Linked DNA regions of Homo sapiens: region 1 is linked to region 2. A link is a loop called in an ENCODE intact Hi-C map of the cell type or tissue named here. Cell type or tissue: Caco-2. All regions are shown on one strand. Links, peaks and the distances in the headings refer to the core of each region. The heading gives the core; the rest is flanking DNA. Region 1 overlaps ITSN1 (intersectin 1). Region 2 overlaps ITSN1 (intersectin 1).

The links. Hi-C counts contacts between places; a loop is a spot of excess contacts. Peaks named below come from ENCODE experiments on the same cell type or tissue, not always from the same donor. Only the 100,000 strongest peaks of a DNase experiment are listed, where the experiment ranks them.
Region 1: it touches region 2 in a loop (2.1-fold over the local background); 5 of 110 quality-filtered maps call a loop at or near these places.

The regions. Positions count from the first base shown.
Region 1 is chr21:33,651,191-33,661,800 of GRCh38, reverse strand. All of the region lies in intron 1 of ITSN1 (intersectin 1), which reads right to left. Among named protein-coding and RNA genes, the nearest start is that of ITSN1, 14 kb to the right of the region's middle. RefSeq lists an enhancer at 4,531-5,030. In Caco-2, for the core only: no CTCF peak of the experiment used is centred there; DNase peaks (open chromatin) are centred at 5,660 and 6,070.
Region 2 is chr21:33,726,569-33,737,178 of GRCh38, reverse strand. It overlaps ITSN1 (intersectin 1), which reads right to left. Exons shown (of 40, transcript NM_003024.3): 5 at 1,975-2,135. Among named protein-coding and RNA genes, the nearest start is that of ITSN1, 89 kb to the right of the region's middle. In Caco-2, for the core only: no CTCF peak of the experiment used is centred there; a DNase peak (open chromatin) is centred at 4,898.

The DNA.
Region 1 (10,610 bases), core at 1,310-9,309, 76 kb after region 2:
ATGAGAGCCAAATGAAAGGGGAAACCCCTTAGAAAACCATCAGATCTCCTAAGACTCACTCACTACCACAAGAACAGTATGGGGGAACTGCCCCCATGATTCAGTTATCTCCCATCAGGTCCCTCCCATAACGCATGGGAATTATGGGAGCTACATTTCAAGATGAGATTTGGGTGGGGACACAGCCAAACCATATCATCATGATGGTACTCAGGCAAGACCTGCTCTTTTCACTGTGATTTTATTTACACTGATACAAAAACAATGGTGGGTAAAACTGCTCCCACCTTAGCAGTGGCACCAAACTGTACCAGTGTGGTCACTGGATTCTTCACTGCCAAACACTCACATAAAAAAAAAAAAGTCAGTTTTACAACAGGATGTCTTTGATGAATCATGAAAAATTATTACTTTATTAAATCTCAGCCCTTGAGTACACATGCTTAATGCTTGTATGACTAGATACTCAAAGCATTTATGTGCTACACCAAACAACAATGTCCAAGAAAATCACTGTGCAATCATTTGAGTTGTGAGCTAAACTAGCCATTTTTTTTTTACAGGAACTCGATTTTTATTTGGCAAAACAACAACCAAAAAAAACTATGATTATTCAGATTTGGGTATCTGGCACAGTTTCTCAAAAATAAAGCAAGCCTGATGCTGCAAGAAAAACAACTGACAGTACTTGCTGTTCATGATAAAATTTGAATTTGGGGTGAAAATTAGAATTTTGGAAAACTTGTATCTGCCATTATGAGCTAGACTGCTTCTCAACATTTAAAGAATTTTCTAATAAGATGGGTGGTGATAACAAACACGATTTTGTGATATTGTTTAATGAAATGTGTCAACATTTGTAAGATTTACATAACTCAGTGACCCAGTATTTTCCAAATGACCAATACATGATGTTGTATGTATTGGTCAAATCAAACAGGGGTAAAATAGCCATTCAAAGTATAGGATGGATCAACAGATTTTATTGTAACAGAGGATAAAAAGTTCACTTATATGACTTCAGATTCTACACTGCAACCAATCCTTAAGAAACTACCCAGTGTCAAGTTTTGGTACAGTATCACAAAATAACCACAATTTTCTGGAAATGCCACTAAAAGACTCCTGTTCTTTCCAACTACATATCTGTATAAGGCCAGATTTTCTTCAACTATTTCAACCAAAACAACGTTTCACAACAAACTGACTACAGGAGCAGTTATGGAATTCAGCCATCTTTTTATTCAGTGAGGCATGAAAGAGATCTGCAAAAAATGTAAAACAAGGCCACTTTTCACTAAATTTTTTTGTTTTGTGAACAGTTTTCATAAAAATGTTATTTATGTTAACATGTAATAGGTTTATTACAGCTATTTTAAGTGTAAATTTCTTGGTTTTAATTTCTAATCTGGCAGACAATGATAAGACAAAAATCCACATGAAGAAAAGTTCCTTGGGGACCTCAATCACTTAAGAGGACACAAGGGTTTTGATACCAAAAGGCTTGAGGTCCACCACCTTAGGAGATAAAAGCACGGGGAAAGATCTTATTGTGGGAGCAGCACATAACAAAGATTATTTTGGCAACATGTGAGTGTAAAATGAAGTGGAACAGAGAAGCCAGACGAGTCAGGAAGCAGCAACCATTAAGAGCAAAGTAGTAAAGTGAAAAAATATATAAAGGCCTGGACTAAGACCAGAGCAGTGGGGCTAGAAAGGGTGAATTCAAACGACCTTTCAGAGGCTGAATTGACAGAATCAAGCCACCGACTTCAGCATCAGATAGAATCCAGGCTGGGTGCAGTGGCTCACACCTCTAATCCCAGCACTTTGGGAGGCTGAGGTGGGAGGGCTGCTTGAGCCTAGGAGTTTGAGACCAGTGAGATCCCATCTCTACAAAAATTTTTTTTTAAATTAGCCAGGTGTGGTGGTGTACAACTGTGGTCCTAGCCACTCGGGAGGCTGAGGTGAGAGGATTGCCTGAGCCTGGGAGGTTGAGGCTGCAGTTAGCCATGATCAATGATCATCTCACTGCACTCCAGCCTGGGTGACACAGCAAGATTTTATCTCAAAAAAAAAAAAAAAAAAAAAAAAAGTACAGGCTGCTGACTTAGTCCATGAATAGCTTACAAAGCTAAATTATAATTGCTTGTTCACCTATCTAGCTTAAGGGCAGGTACTAAGTCTATACTGTGTATAGACACAGTATTCAAAAATACTATAGGCAGACTGAGTTCTAAAAAATGTTCTCCAACACTAACTGGGTGTCCTACCATTCATTTCAATTCTGACACTACCGGAGTTAGTGCAGACTCCCCAAATCAAGGGCTTGGTCCCATAAGACTTCCCCACTTCAGATGCCAGCCTCAAGTCTTGCACTTCTGCCAGGCTGACTACAAATTTAGGGGTTCCCCTAACTCCACTTCAAGTTAAGTAATTGACTAGAACAACTCACCGAACATGGAAAAGCTCTGTGCAACTCAGGAACAGCCAAATGGAAGAGACTCACTGCACAAAGCATGGGGGAGAGGAAGTACAGAGCTTCCATGCCCTCTCCTCCTCTGTGCAATATAGGCACTCACCTTTCTGCACATCATGGGTTCACCAACCCAGCTCTCCGAACCTCACAGTTCCAGGGCTTTCGTTTGCAATTTCATTGCATAGGCATGATTAAGTAGATCACTGACCACGTGACTGAACTCAATTTCCAGTCCCTCTCTCTTCCCTGGAGCTGGTGGTGGCGGAGGGCTGAAAGTTCCAACCCTCCAATCCTGCAGTTTCCTGACTGCTTCCTCCGGACCACCCCCAATTCTGAGGGTGTCCAGCCCCTCATCCCCAGGAGCCAGTTCATTAGCATGAACTCAGATAAGATCCAAAAGGACTCATTATGAATAAGAAGACACTCCCACCACTCAGGAAATTCCAAAGATTTTGGAAGCTATGTGCTAGGAATCAGGAACAAAATGATATAAAATTATACCACAGACTATCTGACACACAGTAAGTAATCAATAAATAACTGCTGAAACAATGAACAAAAGGATAGATAATAGTATCATTCACCAAGATGGGATATACAGACAGAGGAAGAGGTTGGTCAGAAGAAAGGTGGCAGGTGAGCAATGCTCTAGATGTATTGAAGTTTTAAGCGCCCAATGGATCCAGTAGGTACAGTCATGCAGCCAGTAACATTTGAGTCAATGATGAACTGCACATACAATCGTGGTCCCGTAAGATTGTAACAGCATATTTTTACCGTGCCTTTTCTATGTTTAGATATGTCTCGATACACAAATACCACTGTAAATACTTGTGTTACAGCTGCCTACAGTATTCAGTATAGTAACAGGCTGTAGGGGTTTGTAACCAAGGAGCAAAATAGGCTATACATATAACCTAGGTGTATAGTAGGCTATACCACCTCGGTTTGTATAAGTAGTTGACCCTTGAATAACATGAGTTTTAACTGTGTGGGTCCACTCATATTCAGATTTTCTTCTACCTTTGTCACCCCTGAGACAGTAAGACCAACCCTTCTTCCTCCTCCTCAGCCTACTCAACGTGAAGACAATGAGGATGAAGAATGTTATGATGACCCACTTCCACTTAATGAATAGTAAATATATTTTATCTTCCTTATAATTTTCTTAATACTATTTTCCTTTCTCTAGTTTATTGTAAGAATAGAATATATCATACATATAGCATACAAAGTATGCGTTCATGGACTATGTTATCAGTAAGGCTTCTGGTCAACAATAGGTCATTAGTAGTTACGTTTTGGGGGAGTCAAAAAGGTTATATGATTTTTTTTAAAAACAGAATCTGGCTCTGTCGCTCAGGCTGGAGTGCACTGGCACAACCACAGGTCACTGTAACCTCAAATTCCTGGGCTCAAGCAATCCTCCTGCCTCAGCCTCCCTAGTAGCTGGGACTACAAGAGTACACCACCATGCCCAGCTGATTTTTAAAATTTTTGTAGAGATGGGAGTCTCACTTTGTTGCTTGGATGGTCTCAAACTCCTGGTCTCGAGCAACCTTCTCACTTTGGCCTCCCAAAGTGCTGGGATTACAGGCAAGGGCCACGGAGCCCTGCTTATATGTGGATTTGCCTGTGTTGGGGACCAACACCCCTAATCCCTCCCTTGTTCAAAGGTCAACCATACACTTTATGATGTTTGCACAAAGACAAAATCACCTATCAGAACATCATCATTACACGATGCAGGGTTAGAAAAAAAGACACCGCTCCAGGTACAGACAGATAAATACAGTGAAAATGACTGCCGTGGAAGACCAGTGAAATGTCAAAAGAGGGTATGAAAAGCCCTGGCGACAGCAACATTTTAAGGATAAGAAGCCCTCAAAGGGAATTGGGAAGTCCTAAATGTAACAGAGCAACAGGGCAAGGAAATAGCTGAAATGACCCATGCTGAGGTCACAGCTGCTTATGGAAAGAAATGAAACTAAGAGGAAACTGACAATCAGAGATAAAAGGAGAAGGTCAAGAAAGCTTCTGCAGAAAACCAAATACCGCATGTTCTCACTTACAAGTAGGAACTAAACACTGGGTACACACTGACACAAAATTAAGAACAATAAACACTGGGGATTCCAAAACGGGGGCAGGGGTTGAAAACCTACCTATCTGGTGCTATGTTCACTACTTGGGCAACTGGTTCATTAGAAGCCCAAACCTCAGCATCATGCAATAAACCTACATAGCAAACCTGTGCATGTACCCTCTGAATCTAAAAATTAAAATAAAAAAATTAAAAAAGGCCGGACATGGTGGCTCACGCCTGTAATCCCAGCACTTTGGGAGGCTGAGGCAGGTGGATCACCTGAGGTCAGGAGTTCGTGACCAGCCTGGCCAACATGGTAAAACCCCGTCTCTACTAAAAATGCTAAAAATGCAAAAAATTAGCCAGGCGTGGTGGCAGGCGCCTGTAATCCCATCTACTTGGGAAGCTGAGGCAGGAGAATTGCTTGAACCTGGTAGGCGGAGGTTGCAGTGAGCCGAGATCGCACGATTGCGCTCCAGCCTGGGCGATAGAGTGAGACTCTGCCAAATAAATAAATAAACAAATAAATAAATAAATAAAACAAGTGGCACGCCACAGACCTGATCTACCTACTCCGGGGGCTGAGGTGGGGGGACCGTTTGAACCCTGGAGGTAGAGGTTGCAGTGAGCCAAGATTGCACCACTGCACTCTCCAGCCTGGGTGACAGAGTGAGACTCCGTCTCAAAAAAAAAGCTTGTTTCAGTGGCTACACACTTGAACAGAATTCAAACTCACCCCCTATACAGATGCACACAACACTGTACACTGTGAATGTCTGTAGTATTGGTTTTTGCATGAGGTCAACATTTTATATGTATGTGAAAGGAAATGACACCACTGAAATACTACAACATTTAAAAGTAACTTCAATTATTAATTATTAATTTGTATGACACTGATCATACACTGAGTAAAGGCCATCTGTTTTGCCTGCCTAGCGTTTTTTTCTCCTCTTGACAGATCCTACTTCTCTTTAATGCTTTCTGTTAATTCCACGAGTTTAGGTACTGGTCTCACCAACTGGGGGAAAAGGTAGACCCAAGGCCCAGGAGAGCCAATGAGAGTACACGTTTCCCTTGGTCATATGATGGGTTCAGACACACGATCATGCCAGGCCAATCAGAATCCTTGGACTTGACAGGTATGTGAGTCACTACATTTCAATGCTGTGCTTCTTCCACTTGGAAATGAAAAAGCTCATACAAATACAATTATGAATAAAGAAAACTGTGGCAATAAAGCAACCTTCCTTTTTCTTCCTTCTCTCTCCTACAATCCTCTTTTTTCTCTCCCTATCACTTTTTCCACCTCCCCACCCAACTGCATTTAGATAGTGGACTACTTAAACTTATCACTGAGTTTTTTTTAAGTTAAGGATTCCTGATACATGACATCACCACGACACAGAAAGCTAATCTAAGAACTAAGCCCAGCCCCAGGTAAACTATTCTGTGATTCAACTTCTTGGTATTTCGACAGTACACTTTAGAGTCTTGTTTCAAGGCCCTTCGCAGTGGCTCACGCCTGTAATTCCAGCACTTTGGGAGGTCAAAGCAGGCAGATCACTTTGGGTCAGGCGTTCAAGACCAGCCTAGCCAACATGGCGAAACCCCATCTCTACTAAAAATACCAAAAAAAAAAAAAAAAAAAATTAGCCAGGCATGGTGGTGCCTGTAATCCTACCCACTCTGGGGGCTGAGGTGGGGGGATTGTTTGAACCCAGGAGGTAGAGATTGCAGTGAGCCAAGATTGCACCGCTGCACACTCCAGCCTGGGTGACAGAGTAAGACTCTGCCTCAAACAAAAAAAAAATCTTGTTTCAGTGGCTACACACTTGAACAGAATTCAGACTCACCCCCTATACAGATGCACATAATACTGTACACTGTGAATGTCCCTAGTATTGGTTTTTGCAGGAGGTCAACATTTTATATGGATGTGAAAGGAAATGACACCACTGAAATTCTGCAACATTTAAAAGTAACTTCAAAATTTCTTCCTTCCTGTTTTCCCTCAGCTAGAGATCTACACCGGTTTAAAACAGGTCCGAGCCAGAGTCCGCATTTGTAAAATGGCCTTTCCAATCAAATTGTGATTGCCTGAATTAGATTAAATTTTGGTACTTCCATGTTTCTTGCTATCCTTAACTGTTGATGTTATTATATGGAGAAAATAATAACAAATTCACAACGTCCCTAGACATAGTGAAAAAAAAAAAGAGACAAGGTAGTATCATAAAAAGAATATTGTGGTAAGAATGAGAAGAATGTTTAGTTCACAGTAACAGAAACTCCAGCTACCTAAATCAAGGGGAAGGAGGTAACCTTAAGAACTCAAGAACGAGAATGCAGCTGGACCAAGAACAGACTGGAAGAGAGTGGCTTAATGCTGTCAGAGAGTCAGGTAGTGTTCTCTCTGCTTCTCTTTAGACAGTTACTTTATTCTCCCCATCCATAAATCATCTTTCTTAGTCCCCAGACAGCAGAACATAACTGCTTATAACTCCCAATCCTTTACTTAGGGTCCTTGAGCATATTAAGGCCAAATCCTTCTCTATTGAGCCTAGTTTCAAATTTCCAGGGAAGAAACGAACACTGATTGGGCCAGGTTGGTCAGGTGCCCAACCCGAGTTCAATGTATTATGTCTTTTGTGTAGAGAAGGAGGTAGGAAGAAATTGGATGTGTAGGTTGAAGGGCACTTAGGGGATCTGTGTTGGGTCAGATATACATTCCAAAGGTTCTCATCACACAGTCTCAGCTTTGTACCTTGTCTCATAATCAAAATACGGAACTAATAACTAACGTTGATTCTAGACTCTTGCTAAGAGTCTAGAGTATAACAGAACTTAAGATAATTAAAGTGAATTTAAAAAATCAAAGGCCAGGTGCAGCGGTTCATGCCCGTAAGCCCAGCACTTGGGGAGGCTGAGGCGAGAGGTCCACTTGAGTCCAGAAGTTCATGACCAGCCTAGGCAACACAGCGAGATCGTCTCTCCAAAAAAAAAAAAAAAAAAATTAGCCAGGTGTGGTGGTGCGTGGCTGTGGCTGTAGTCAAAGCTACTTGGGAGGCTGAGGTGGGAGGATTCCTTGAACCTGGAAGGTTGGGGATACAGTGAATCATGGTCATGCCACTGCACTCAGCCTGGGTGACAGAGTGAGACAAAAGAGAGAAAGAAGAGACAAAGAGAGAAAGAAAGAGAAAGAGGAAGGAAAGAAGGAAGGAATTAAAGGGTAACAAGCATTCATCACTGTTTTAGAAGTTCCATGCCAATAAACAAATACAAGTTATGGTGGCTCATGCCTATAATCTCAGCACTTTGGGAGGCTGCGACAGGAGAACTGCTGGAACCCAGCAGTTCAAGACCATCCTGGGCGATATAACAAGACATCATCTCAAAAAAAAGAAAGACATTGGCCGGGCGCAGTGGCTCACGCCTGTAATTCCAGAACTGTGGGAGGCCGAGACGGGCGGATCACGAGGTCAGGAGATCGAGGCCATCTTGGCTAACACGGTGAAACCCCGTCTCTACTAAAAATACAAAAAATTAGCTGGGCGTGGTGGCTGATGCCTGTAGTCCCAGCTACTCGGGAGGCTGAGGCAGGAGAATGGCATGATCCCGGGAGGTGGAGCTTGCAGTGAGCTGAGATCGTGCCACTGCACTCCAGCCTGGGCAACAGAGCGAGACTCTGTCTCAAAAAAGAAAAAAAAGAAAGAAATACAAGTTAAAAATAAATTATAAATTCTAGGAATGAAAATGGTCCTTTATAAACATGATGGTCTGTATGAAAAACTCGAGAATTTTTAAAAAAGCATAGAAGTCTTAGAGGGCTGAGATTCTATCTTGGTTCAAGGCTACTCACCTAGAGCAATGCCAGGCATATACAGCGTGTACTCAAACATTCACTGAACAGCTAACTAAACTCAGAACTTCCCAATCACGGCTGGGTGCGGTGGCTCACGCCTGTAATCCCAGCACTTTGGGAGGCTGAGGAGGGCAGATCATCTGAAGTGAGGAGTTCGAGATCAGCCTGGCCAACATGGCGAAACCCCGTCTCCACTGAAAATATAAAAATTAGCTGGGCATGGTGGCACATGCCTGCAGTCCCAGCTACTCAGGAGGCTGAGGCAGGAGAATCACTTGAACCCGGGAGGCAGAGGTTGCAGTGAGCCAAGACTGTGCCACTGCGCTCCAGCCTGGGCAACAAAACACGACTCTGTCAAAAAAAAAAAAAAAAAGAACTTCCCAGTCACAGTACTTTAAGTGGATTATAGTTGTGCCAAAGATACTGATGCCCTCAGTTTTGGGGAACGATGCCTACAATTAGTACTAATTATTGCTACTAACACAGTACTAATATTATCTGGAATCACAAAGACTGAGAAGCATTGAATGCAAGACCAAAACATTGCTGGAACTTAGAGTTCCAGCAAGACAAGTTGGTTACCAAATAAATTTGTGTAAGGCCAATAGGCATTTAATAATCATTCACACTCATTGGTAATACAGAAAATAATGCAAGTTAAAACAAATAAAATTGGCTAAGATGTTTTTGGAGATGGTTTTACCCAGTCCTGGTAAGAGAACAGGAAACAAGTACCTTTTACATGATAGGGGGAATGCATCTGAGAGCGGTATGCTGCAAAGGCTTTACAAACAACTTTTGGTCCAAGAATTTTACCTATCTTTATTAAAAAGCAAAAAGACAAAGAATCTATAGGTCCAGCAATAAGTGACTGATTACATATATGACGATGTAGCAAAAAAGGCTGCAAATACAACACATTAAGTGAAAAACACAGGCTACAAAACTGTACGTACCTGAGGCTACAAACTGGCAAGGCAACGAAGACTGAATCCAGCCCTCAGGTATGCTTTGAACCCCAGTGTGTTAACAATAAAAAGTGTGGCCCACATAAAAATCAGAAGATTTCATATTAAACCCACATTCTCCTAAATAACTATAAGGTGTAGTAACACCAGGACGCATCCTCCCAGAACCACAAAGGTCTGGGTTGACTGGCCCTGGACCGTCCTGCCACCTTCAGTGCTCGTGGTCCCTAACAGGCCTTCAACTCTCCCGGGCTAAGTAGCTTCACACCAGGCACCTGCTGGGTAATTTGAGCATGTTGACCTTCACAGGGTATTAACAGTCATTATCACTGGATGGTAAGATCTTGGTAGGCTTTTAGTCTTCTTTCCTTATATATGTTTCCAAAAGTTTTCTTCAATAAACATGTATTCCTTTTGTAGTAGGAAAAAACATGTTATTTTTTAAATTACCAAATCACAACTGTAATATTAATCACTTCATCTACCAAGATCAAAACAACTAAAGATAACAGATAATGACTGTGGTTTAAAACTAATTGAACTAAGAATTAAAGTAAGGTTACGATTACTGCAGGATTTCCCTCCCTTTGATACTAATTAAAACTCCAGATTGGACAGACAACAGCAGCATTTTACAAAACAGATCTTCCTCAAAGAGAACAGCTTCTATAGACAATGCAAAAGCCTGCTATTTTAAGGATTCATTCCCATACATTTAAGATTTCTTTCACTAAAAAAAGGAAACAAAATCTCTCCTATAGAAACCTATATTCATAACCTCAATTAATTTGTTTATAAAGCTAAATAATTCTTGATCTTTGTCTTACACTGCTATTTCATTTGATCAATAGTAATAATTTTATGGGGTTCTCTTTTCCTCAGAGAAACTCCGGAAAGTTTACACAAATTACCATTCATCTCAAACCATTCCTGAGACCTCACAAAGTACACCACATTATCCTCATCACAAAGATAAAGCAGAAGGCTAGGTAGAAACGTCAACATCCATAGACAGCTGGAAGCCGAGTCAATGGAATGTTCCTCTCTATCCATCCTCCAATCCACTCCCACATGATACTCAGAAGGAGATTTTTAAACAAAAGCACATCATGGGACTCCCCTGCTTAAAACTTACATTAACTTCCTACTTCCCAGACATTCAGAGTCAAGTCCCAAGTGGGCCTCTCTCCTTCACTCCCCACCTGTCTCTCT
Region 2 (10,610 bases), core at 757-8,756:
CTGATGGCAGAATGGAATAAGAGAAAATGAATTAAATGGTACAGGAAAAATTATTGACCCCAGGTTTGAGAGAAAAAGGAGAAATGGGGTGCCTCTAGTCATTTGACCTTTTCTCCACTATGAGATTTCTTCTTGTAGCATTGGAAGAAAGCCAAAAGAAAACCAAATACCGTTGTTTTTTGTTTTTGTTTTTTAAGACAGGGTATCACTTTGTCACCCAGGCTGGGGTGCAGTAGTGTGATCTTGGCTCACTGCAGGCTTGACCTCTTGTGCTCAAGTGATCCTCTTGTCTCAGCTTCCCAAGTGGCTGGGACTATAGGCACCCACCACTATGCCTGGTTAATTTTTAAATTTTCAGTAGCAACGAGGCCTTGTTATGTTGCCAGGCTGGTCTCCAACACCTGGGACCAAGCAATCCTCCTGCTTTGGCCTCCCAAAGCATTAGGATTACAGGCATGAGCCACTGTGTTCGACCCCAAACACCCTTGAATTATTTTAACGCCTGGGTCCTGACCAAAGATTGGCTACAGAGATCTTCAGGGATTCAGAGCAAGTTCCACTTAAATTAGCTGGTTAACTAAAGGCTAAACATTGTGAGCACACACTGGACAAGACAAACAACGGCCCCAGTCATGTGGAGGCTGCTGCAGTGTTCACTTCTGCTCTTCCTCGCCTTTGCTCATATATGGATTTTTCTTTCTTTTCTTGGACCACTATCCTATTTGCCTAAAAATCTTCCAAAACCTTTCCCCTTACAAAAACCAGCCTTGTGGCTAAAACTTACTAAAAGAAAGGCAATACATTGTTTTTAATAGGAAACCTAGTAAGTAAAACCAGAGTATTTCTGTATCTTAGCTTATCATTAATTATATCAGAGACACCCTGAATTACTGTTGACTGCCCCCTCCGAAATCTATTTCACTTTATCACCTATCATCAGCTATCTGAGGATGAAGAGATGAAAAGAAACTCTAGCCACAATTTTCATGTTTTGTTTTAAACTGTTAAAGAACCTCCCCATGAATCAGATGTTAGATTTTATTACTGTGATCTTCAAATTAACCTAAAGTCTAGAATGAGAACAGAAATCAGAACTACTGATCTCAGTCAACTAATTAATCAATTAGCTTATAAGAAAAATACCTGGTTGAAAGATAATTTTTTATGGAATCACGTTTGTTTTGAGACGAAGTCTTGCTCTGTCGCACAGGCTGGAGTACAGTGGCACAATTTTGGCTCACTGCAGCCACTGCCTCCCAGGTTCTCCTGCCTCAGCCTCTCCGAGTAGCTGGGATTACAGGTGCGCACCACCACACCTGGCTAATTTTTTATATTTTCAGTAGAGATGGGATTTCGCCATGTTGACCAGGCTGGTCTCGAACTCCTGACCTCAGGTGATCCACCTGCCTCAGCCTCCCAAAGTGCTGGGATTAGAGGTGTAAGCCACCATGCCCGGCTGGAATTAGGTTTTTAATCAGGATAACAATGTTTATTTTTTCTCTATTCCATTTTGTTCTAAGAAAGAATTTAATGTGGCCAAGTGACTCAGTACTGTGATTCAAAATATATATATTTCTAGATGCCATAATCCAAAGGAATTGTTTATGCACAAGGAGAAACAGACATTATGGAAACCGAAAATCAAAAGGAAGTATGCAACAACCTGAAGGATAATGGAAGAGAAAAAAAAAAAAAAACCCAGAAGCTGCAGCAGCGGACTGTAAGTTTCTTCCTTTTCCCCTGACTGGCGGCCTGCATCTCTGCTTTCATTTTGATTACTTTACATCCCAGGGTTCAAATGTGAACATGCTCCTTCTTCTCCCCAGCACTATCTTCCTGCAGGGGGCCATCATTTTTCAGACAGAATTACCTCCTAGAATTTCATAATGTTATAAACCGAGAGGGAAAAAAAGGAAAACATTTATTTTTAAAATATACAAGAAAATACAGAAACCAATTCATTTTCAGACTTACCAAATGCTGGTGCGCTAGAAATAGCAACTGGTTGCTGTTTCATGACAGGGGGAAGTGCAGAGGGTAGCTGATATCCTTGTAGCTTCAGTTTGATAAGTTTCATAGCTATGGAAAACTCCACTTGATCCATTCTTCCATCATTATTCATGTCAGCTAGTGCCCTGCAAACCAACAGCATGGCCTGAGAACAACTGTGACCATAAAAGAACCTTTCCAAAACCACCACTCCCACCAACACGAAAACAAAATAATTAGCACTCTTACCCCTAGAGACAACAACAGAAAACATAACTGTTTACCAAACTATGGGGAATAGCCTGTAAATACTGGCCAAGTTTTATATAAACATAAAATATCTTTCACTCTGCCACTTTAGCAGGTAATTTTCAGCCTCAGTGTGAGGATTTGTACTTTAGACATCAAAAGGGGTTTCTTTCTGAAGTGATGAAAACATTCTAAAATTAGCTAATAGTGACTGTCGCACAACTCTGTGAATAAACTAAAACCAATGAATTAGATACTTTAAACGAGTAAATTTTATTATGTGAATTCTTTCACAATAAAGCTATTAGAAAAGAAAAAGATTTAGAAGCGGAATGTTAATATTGCTAGAGATACTTAGATTGCATTCTTTGTAGAGCTCTACAAACCTCAATGTGGGAACATGACACAGTATGCTATGCTACCTACTTATGCTATGCTAGGGTTACTCAACTATAATGCTACTAAACCTCTAAAGCTCTTGAAACTAACTTTTCTTTAGAATCATGCCCCATATCACTCAACAATTTTGTAAGTTAGCTTACAAAATGTGTCTGCTATTTGAAAATGGTACTCAAATATACACGGTCCAAGTGCAAACTGTAATGAGCTTTAATGTAAAGTATTTTCTCAAAGAAGAGTAAGCAAAAGGAATCGCTTCTCGGCCTTTTGGCTAAGATCAAGTAAGCAAAAGTTTGTCCTTGTAACTGGAAACTACATTATATCATCAAAACTGTGCATATTCATGACTTAACCTCTTCTGCATAAAAAAGTTTTATTCAGATTTTATTTCTTTTAATCCAGATATTAAAAGCATGAGGATTTTTTTAAACCAATATTATGAAAAATGTATTTGAAAGATCTAAATAAGACAGTTCAATTAAAATACCATGATCTTTTAGACTGAGCCATATCCGGACAGTGTTCACAAAAGAAAATTAAGTTACACAGAAAACAATTCTGCATAGCTGGAATTAACTCAAAGAAAGAAAACATGTAACACAATAAAAAGTATGGCATAAGACAAAGATAAAAAAATCTCTAAAAGTGATCAAGATTGTAAAAGTTGGCACATTTTAGAAAATAAGGATCATAACGCAGGAAACAAAGCTCTGTGGTTGCAGAAACCTTTTTGCCTCAGATAGGAGTTCCCCATTCTCCTGTAGTCATGGGCCCTTCAGCAAAGAATTCAGAATCTGAATTCTTCTCACTACTTGTGAACCTGAGCATCATTTTTCTGTATTTCGTGGCCATTTGGATTTGCACTTCTATGAACTGCTTATTCAAATCCTTTGCCAAATTTTCTATATATTGCATGTCTTTTGTTGTTAGTTTATAAGAGCTCATAGTGTATCACAAATTAACTGTTTATCTGCTGACTGCTGAAAGACTTTTAAAAATTCATTATTTGTTGATTTATGTATATGTACGGCATAAAAATTCTAAATTTTTGTATATAAAATATTTCTTTTATCATATGATTAGAAGGTTGTTAGTCCTTGATTTTCTAACATTGTATTATTTTATTTCATTTCAATCCTTAAACCAATAATTATGGGTAGGGGTGGGGGAGTTATTCCAGGGTCCAATCACATTTCTTCTACATGGATTCCTAGCTTTCCCAGTAATATTTATTAATCAATCCCTCTTCTTCTCACTGAACTAATATACATTTTTATCATGTATCAAATGTTCATATGAAGTGAGAACTATTTCTGGACTATCTGTTCTGACTGAACAATTTCCAGGTCAATATTACAATGATTTGATCACACTGGCTCTCTGGTATATTGTGATCCGGGAAGGTCTGGGAAGGTTTTTTTTCCCCCTTGGTTATTCATGGGTGTCTATTTTCCTATGAACATTTAGATTATTTTATCTGTTATACAAACAACCCTACTGGGATCCAAAAACTGCCTTAGAAGGGGATTTTTGGAGAATTGATTAAACCACAATTGCTTTTGCACCAATAGTTTACCCAACCAAAGAAAAGACAATCTTTCCGGTTGTTCAAATATACTATTTCCTTTAATAAAATTGTATCACTTTTTTCATATAATATGCTTTTCTTGCTAAATGTATTCTGAAGAATTTTATCATTTTTGCCAGATTTTAGATGAAACATTCCCCCCATTTCCATTTTTAGGTGCTTATTTCAAGCACAGAGAACATTTTTTATTTTAAAAAATTATTTAGGCTGTATTTAGCTATCCTACCAGACTCCTACAAGTTCTTATTAATGTTTTAAAACTAAAATCTCTTGGGTGTACTAAGTATACAATCACATAACTAGAAAAAAATGAGCATTATCTTTCTTTTCCAATATTTAGGCCAATCTTTTTTATTGGTCTTACTGCCTTCTAAGACATTACTGAATGCGTTCTTGCTCAGTTCTGAGTTTAAATGAAACAGTAGATTTACTAGAGCTAATAGTTTAATAGAGTTCATTGTTTAGAATGACAGTTGGTAGTGATTTCTGGAAAGTAATGTAAACTGAAAACAAAATTTTGAGCCCCCCACCATCTGAATGGACCCCTCATCTCAGCCAAGGGCATTTCAAAATTAACCTGAAAAACTAGTTCAAGCCAAGATGGGAAGAGGAAGTCAGACATGCCTCATTATACCCTCCTCCCTTTTGGAATTCAGGCCCAGCTGACCAGCATTAGCATCAACACAGGCCTTAAGACTGATAAAGGAGGCTCTTAAAGTCTGATAAGAAATATTTACCATCTATTTTCTCTGAAGTCTACTACCGGGAGGCTTCACCCGCATGACAAAACTTTGTTCTCCAAAACCACTTATGATAACCCACACATTCCCTTCTATTGATTCCAGCTCTTTGGATAATAACTCTTTCAATGAAATGCCAATTAAAAACTCTTGAATCCACGTATGACCTGGAAGCCTCTGCTTCCAGTTGTCCCATTGTTCCAGACCGAAATAGTGTACATTTTACATATATTGATTGATGTCTTATGTCTCCCTAAAATGTATAAAACCATGTTATATACCAACCACCTTGGGCAAATGGTCTCAGGATCTCCTGAGGGCTGTGTCACAGGCCATTGGTGACTCATATTCGGCTTGGAATAAACCTTTTCAAATATTTTACAGAGTTTGACTCTTTTCATGGATAGTAGTCTCACATATTTAAGTAGTTTCCTTTCTACTTATTAGAAATGGTTACTGTATTTTTCATCGGGTGCCTAATCTGTAATTACCAATCCGATCACAAGTTTTCTTCTTCCTTTTATCTGCTGAAATAATGACTAATGTTGATAGAATTTTTCGACTCTGAACCAATCTTGCACCTCTGGCATAAAGTTGGTCATTGTGTATTCTTTTCATACATTGTGAAATTCTATTTGCTAAGATTTTGACTTTTTTGGATCTATGCTCATAAATGAAACTGGCTTCTGGTTGCTTTATTTTTGTACTACCTTTCAGGTTTTATAAAGGAAACTAAGTAAATAAAATGAAATGGTGAACTTCCTTCTTTTGCTAAGTAGTTTTTTAAAAGATACGCAACTATTTAAAACGGTTTGGTGGGGAAGAGTTCCCATTAATAAAAATCAACATCAACATGCACACTAAAACCAATCAATCAGTCAGGCAGGTGCCCACTCCCTGTTCCCCACACCACTGCCCAGTATGGTCTCTGGTGAGAAACAGGAATATCCAGTGTGGGATAATGAGTAGGTTAGGGGAGAAGACTTTAGGTAATGGCTTAATTAGACTCTAAAGGTGTCCTACAGAAGTGTTTTCATGGGTGAGGAGAAGAAACTTAACCATGAGGTTCTAGGGACTTGACTTTAAACCACATACGACAATCCCAACATTTAGTTGAAAATGTCGTGATACTCAAAAAACGCTTTTCTCAATAAACATAACTGTGGGGAATCCCTGGTAATGAAAATTCTAAGAAATTTATGGAAATATGGTAGTTACGGCTGGGCGCGGTGGCTCATGCCTCTAATCCCAGCACTTTGGGAGGCCGAGGCAGGTGGATCACCTGAGGTCAGGAGTTCGAGACCAGTCTGACCAACAAGGTGAAACCCTGTCTCTACTAAAAACACAAAAATTGGCTGGGCACGCGGGCGCCTGTAGTCCCAGCTATTTGGGAGACTGAGGCATGAGAATTGCTTGAACCTGGGAGACGGAGGTTGCAGTGACCTAAGATAGCACCTCCAGCCTGGGTGACGGAGCAAGACTCCATCTCAAACAAAAACAAAAACAAAAAAACAGGCTGGGCACGGTGGCTCACGCCTGTAATCCCAGCACTTTGGGAGGCCGAGAAGGGTGGATCATGAGGTCAGGAGTTCAAGACCAGCCTGGCCAAGATGGTGAAACCCCATCTCTACTAAAAATACAAAAAATTAGCTGGGCATGGTGGCACGTGCCTGTAATCCCAGCTACTCAGGAGGCTGAGGCAGAGAGTTGCTTAAACCTAGGAGATGGAGGTTGCAGTGAGCCGAGATCACGTCACTGCACTCCAGCCTGGGTGACAGAGCAAGACTCTGTCTCCAGAAAAAAAAAAAAAAAAAAAAAAAAAAAAGAACAGAGAGCATTTATAGCAGGTTACCTTAATGTAAGGAGGAAAGGAAGTAATTTAAATATGAATACATACACGTTATATACATTATGTACCTGCTTTTTTCCAACAAAAATAAATGAAGGATAACAGGAAACTAATACAATGGGTGGAAACAGGGTAAAGGGATAGAAGAGGGAGTGACCTTGTCTGAGCACACCTTTTTGTTAGTTTCGGTTTTTAGAACCTTTTTAATCTGTTATGTATTTAAATAATAAAATTAAGTCCACAAAGATGAGGAGGCATATCTAAATTAAATAAAAATGAAAATAAACCTAATCATATTATAAATAACTAACATATCCACGTAAGAGGTAGAAAAAAAAGCCTAGTCCAAGTAACTTCACATAGTACTTTATATGTCCTCTGTTTAAAAACAAAAGGAACTACAAAGTAATCTTGAAATCTACTGTGAAAGGAAAATAAAAACGCAGGACTTCAATTCACTATGCAAAAGGTAGAAAAGTAAGCTGAAAGCTGAGTCCCTGAAAGCTGAGTCCCTTTGTTCCTAAGCAGGGAGCTACAAATAAAAGGTCAAACACCTCTACAGGCTACTTTATGTTCCATTTTATCTTATGTAAAGTGCCGACTTACTGAGCACTTTACTGATTTACTATTACCTAACTGACTATTCCCCTGCCTGCTCCTTTTCTCTGGCAATATATGGATTACCATATCCTCCCTCTTTGCCCTCCAGCCTACCTGTTCCCTTTAAATACTGAAGCCATCAAAATCATCGTTGGAGAAAAGCACAGTTTCTGTGATTCTGTGCTTATTTCCTCCCGGCATGTCCTTAACTTTAGCAAAATAAACTCCTAAAATGATTGAGACCTCTTGTCTCAGATACTTTTTGGTTTACACTACTTACTAGGTTCTTTTTTTTTTTTTTATTTGTTTGTTTGTTTGAGACAGGGTCTCACTCTGTTGCCCAGGCTGGAGTACAGTGGCACAATCATAGCGCAATGCAGGCTTGAATCCTCAGCTCAAGTGATCCTCCCACCCCATCCTCTGAGTAGCTGAGACTACAGGCATGTGCCACCATACCTGGATAATTTTTTTTTTAAAGTAGAGACGGGGTCTCACTATGTTGCCCAGGCAGGTCTCAAACTCCTGGGCTCAAGTGATCCTCCTGCCTCGACCTCCCAAAGTGCTGAGATTACAGGCATGAGCCACTGCACTGGGCCTAAATTTGTTGTTTGTAGTGGAGGTGAATGTAACAATTCTGAAACTACTTTGTGTGTGTTACAGGATGAAGGGATGAGGCCAGGCTCCTCTTGTCCCACCTCATTCCCTGCAGTGTTGGCACCTACAGATTCCTTTAGGAGCCCAGTTCATCCACAAAGCCTGGCCTCAGGCTGCTCATCTCTCACCTGCTGCCCCTTGGGCTGGAGGTGAGACCCAGCAGCAGTGCAGACTAATCCAGTCATTCATTCTCATTCATTCAAAAACCAATTATGGGGCAGGGGGGAGTGGGGGGCTGGGCATCTATCTGGAAATTGGGGTTATATCTATGAAAAAGACACAGTTCCTAGCACCACAGAGCTTATATTTTAGTGCAAGCAGAACTAACAAGAGAACAAACCAGATTATTTTACATGGTGATAAGTGCTACCAAGGTAAAGGGAAAGAGGTGGGCAGAGGGGACCACTTTACACTAGCTGGTCAGGGAATGCCACTTTGGGGAGGTGACATATGAACTGAAACCTGAAAGGCAATGAACCTGCGATGTGAGGAACTAGAGCAACTGAATTATAGGAAGAGGAAACACTAAGTACAATGACCCTGAGGCAAGGAGAAACCTGGCCCATTTAAAGAACAGGAAGAAGGCTGGGCAGGGTGGCTCAAGCCTGTAATCCCAGCACTTTGGGAGGCCGAGGCAGGCGGATCACAATGTCAGGAGATCCAGACCATCCTGCCCAACATGGTGAAACCCTGCTACTAAAAATACAAAAATTAGCTGGGCATAGTGGCGCGCGCCTGTAGTCCCAGCTACTCGGGAGGCTGAGGCAGGAGAATCACTTGAAGCTGTGAGGCAGAGGTTGCAGTGAGCTGAGATCGCACCACTGCACTCCTCAAAAGATTATTCCTGGCCGGGTGCGGTGGCTCATGCCTATAATCCCAGCACTTTGAGAGGCCGAGGCAGGTGGATCATCTGAGGTCAGGAGTTCGAGCCCAGCCTGGCTGACATGGTGAAACCCCGTCTCTACTAAAAATACAAAAATTAGCCAGGCATGGTAGTGTGCACCTGTAATCCCAGTTAGTCAAGGTGCTGATGCAGAAGAATCACTTAGACCCGGGAGACAGAGGTTGCAGTGAGCCCAGATTGCGCCACTGCCCAGCTTGGGCGACAGAGTGAGACTTTGTCTCAAAAAAAAAAAAAAAAAATTCCAGCTGCTGTTTGGAGACTAGACTCTAAAGGGGCAAGTGTGAAAGAGAGAACCCAGTCCAGATGCTCGAACAGTGGGCCCAGGTGAGATGACAGGTTAGGATGGTAGCAGTAGGAAAGAAGTGGCCAGATTGGGGATAAAGTCCGTAAATGCAATTACGTTGATGGACTGGGTATGCAGGGTGAAGAAAAGAGGGAAATCAAGCACGGTGCCCAGGTGTTGGTTTGGGCAGCCAGGTAACTAAGATGTCATCTTAGTTCAACGCCATGAGCTACTGGATGGTAAAGACTCAGGAATGAGGGATGGAGGAGAGGGGATCAAGAGTCCAGGGTGCTTATTCTTTTTTTTTTTTTTTTTTGTATGAGTTTAGCAAATTGATCTTGTTGGGGCTGAAGGCCCTTCTGACACATACTCAGGAGTGTCTTAAGAAAGTACAAACTATGACTATATGGCTGTTTGCCCTGACACCCATTCTGAACCAGATCACAAAGTTGATCTAATCCTTGCCTTCATGTGTCTGGCTCCCTTCTTTCCTCTCAGGGCCCATTTCCAGGTAGTGCTCCCTCACTCCCTCTTTTCTCTCCATTTCTGCTGGCCCTCCGTCTCAGATTCCAGAGCCCTCATCCAGCCTCTTCACCCCGTCTCTTCTTCCTTCCTGTACCTTCTGGCTCTTGTCTATTCCCACTGCTTTATTCTCCTCCCCTCCACATCATAGCAAAGTTGAAAAAATTCTAAGCACTTCAATTGCCAAAAGGATATCTGCCAACCTCCTTCCAGCTCCTTATTAATAAGACAATTTCTAGGAAGATGTACCATCTTTGGCCACGGTTATAATTTGGCATGACACACACTGACTTGACTCCATCCTCCGAGAATTAAGGTTTTCTTGTATTCTTAATTGGAAATCAGCCAGGAGAGACAAGGAGTCCCCAAAGCATTAACAGATTACAGTTGAAAGTTAACAAATTAGTTAACTGGAATATAGTTTCTACATGGAAATAAAACATAATAAAGGTTTCTAACATATACTGTCCATCAGTTCGTATCACTCAAATATTTGAAACAAAGTCCAGAACAAAGTAAGTAAAGCTCAGAGAGAGAAACTAGACACAGTTTCCAATTCTTAATCCAAACTTCTCTTCTTTGCTGGATGTGATGGCTAATGCCTATAATCCCAGCACTTTGGGAGGCTGAGGCGGGCAGACGGCTTGAATCTAGGAGTTCAAGACCAGCCTGGGCAACATGACAAAACCCCATCTCTACATAAAATACAAAAATTAGCCAGGCATGGTGGTGTATGCCTGTAGACTCAGCTACTCAGGAGGCTGAGGTGGGAGGATTGTTTGAGTCCGGAGGATTGTTTGAGCCCAGAATATTGAGGCTGCAGTGAGCTATGA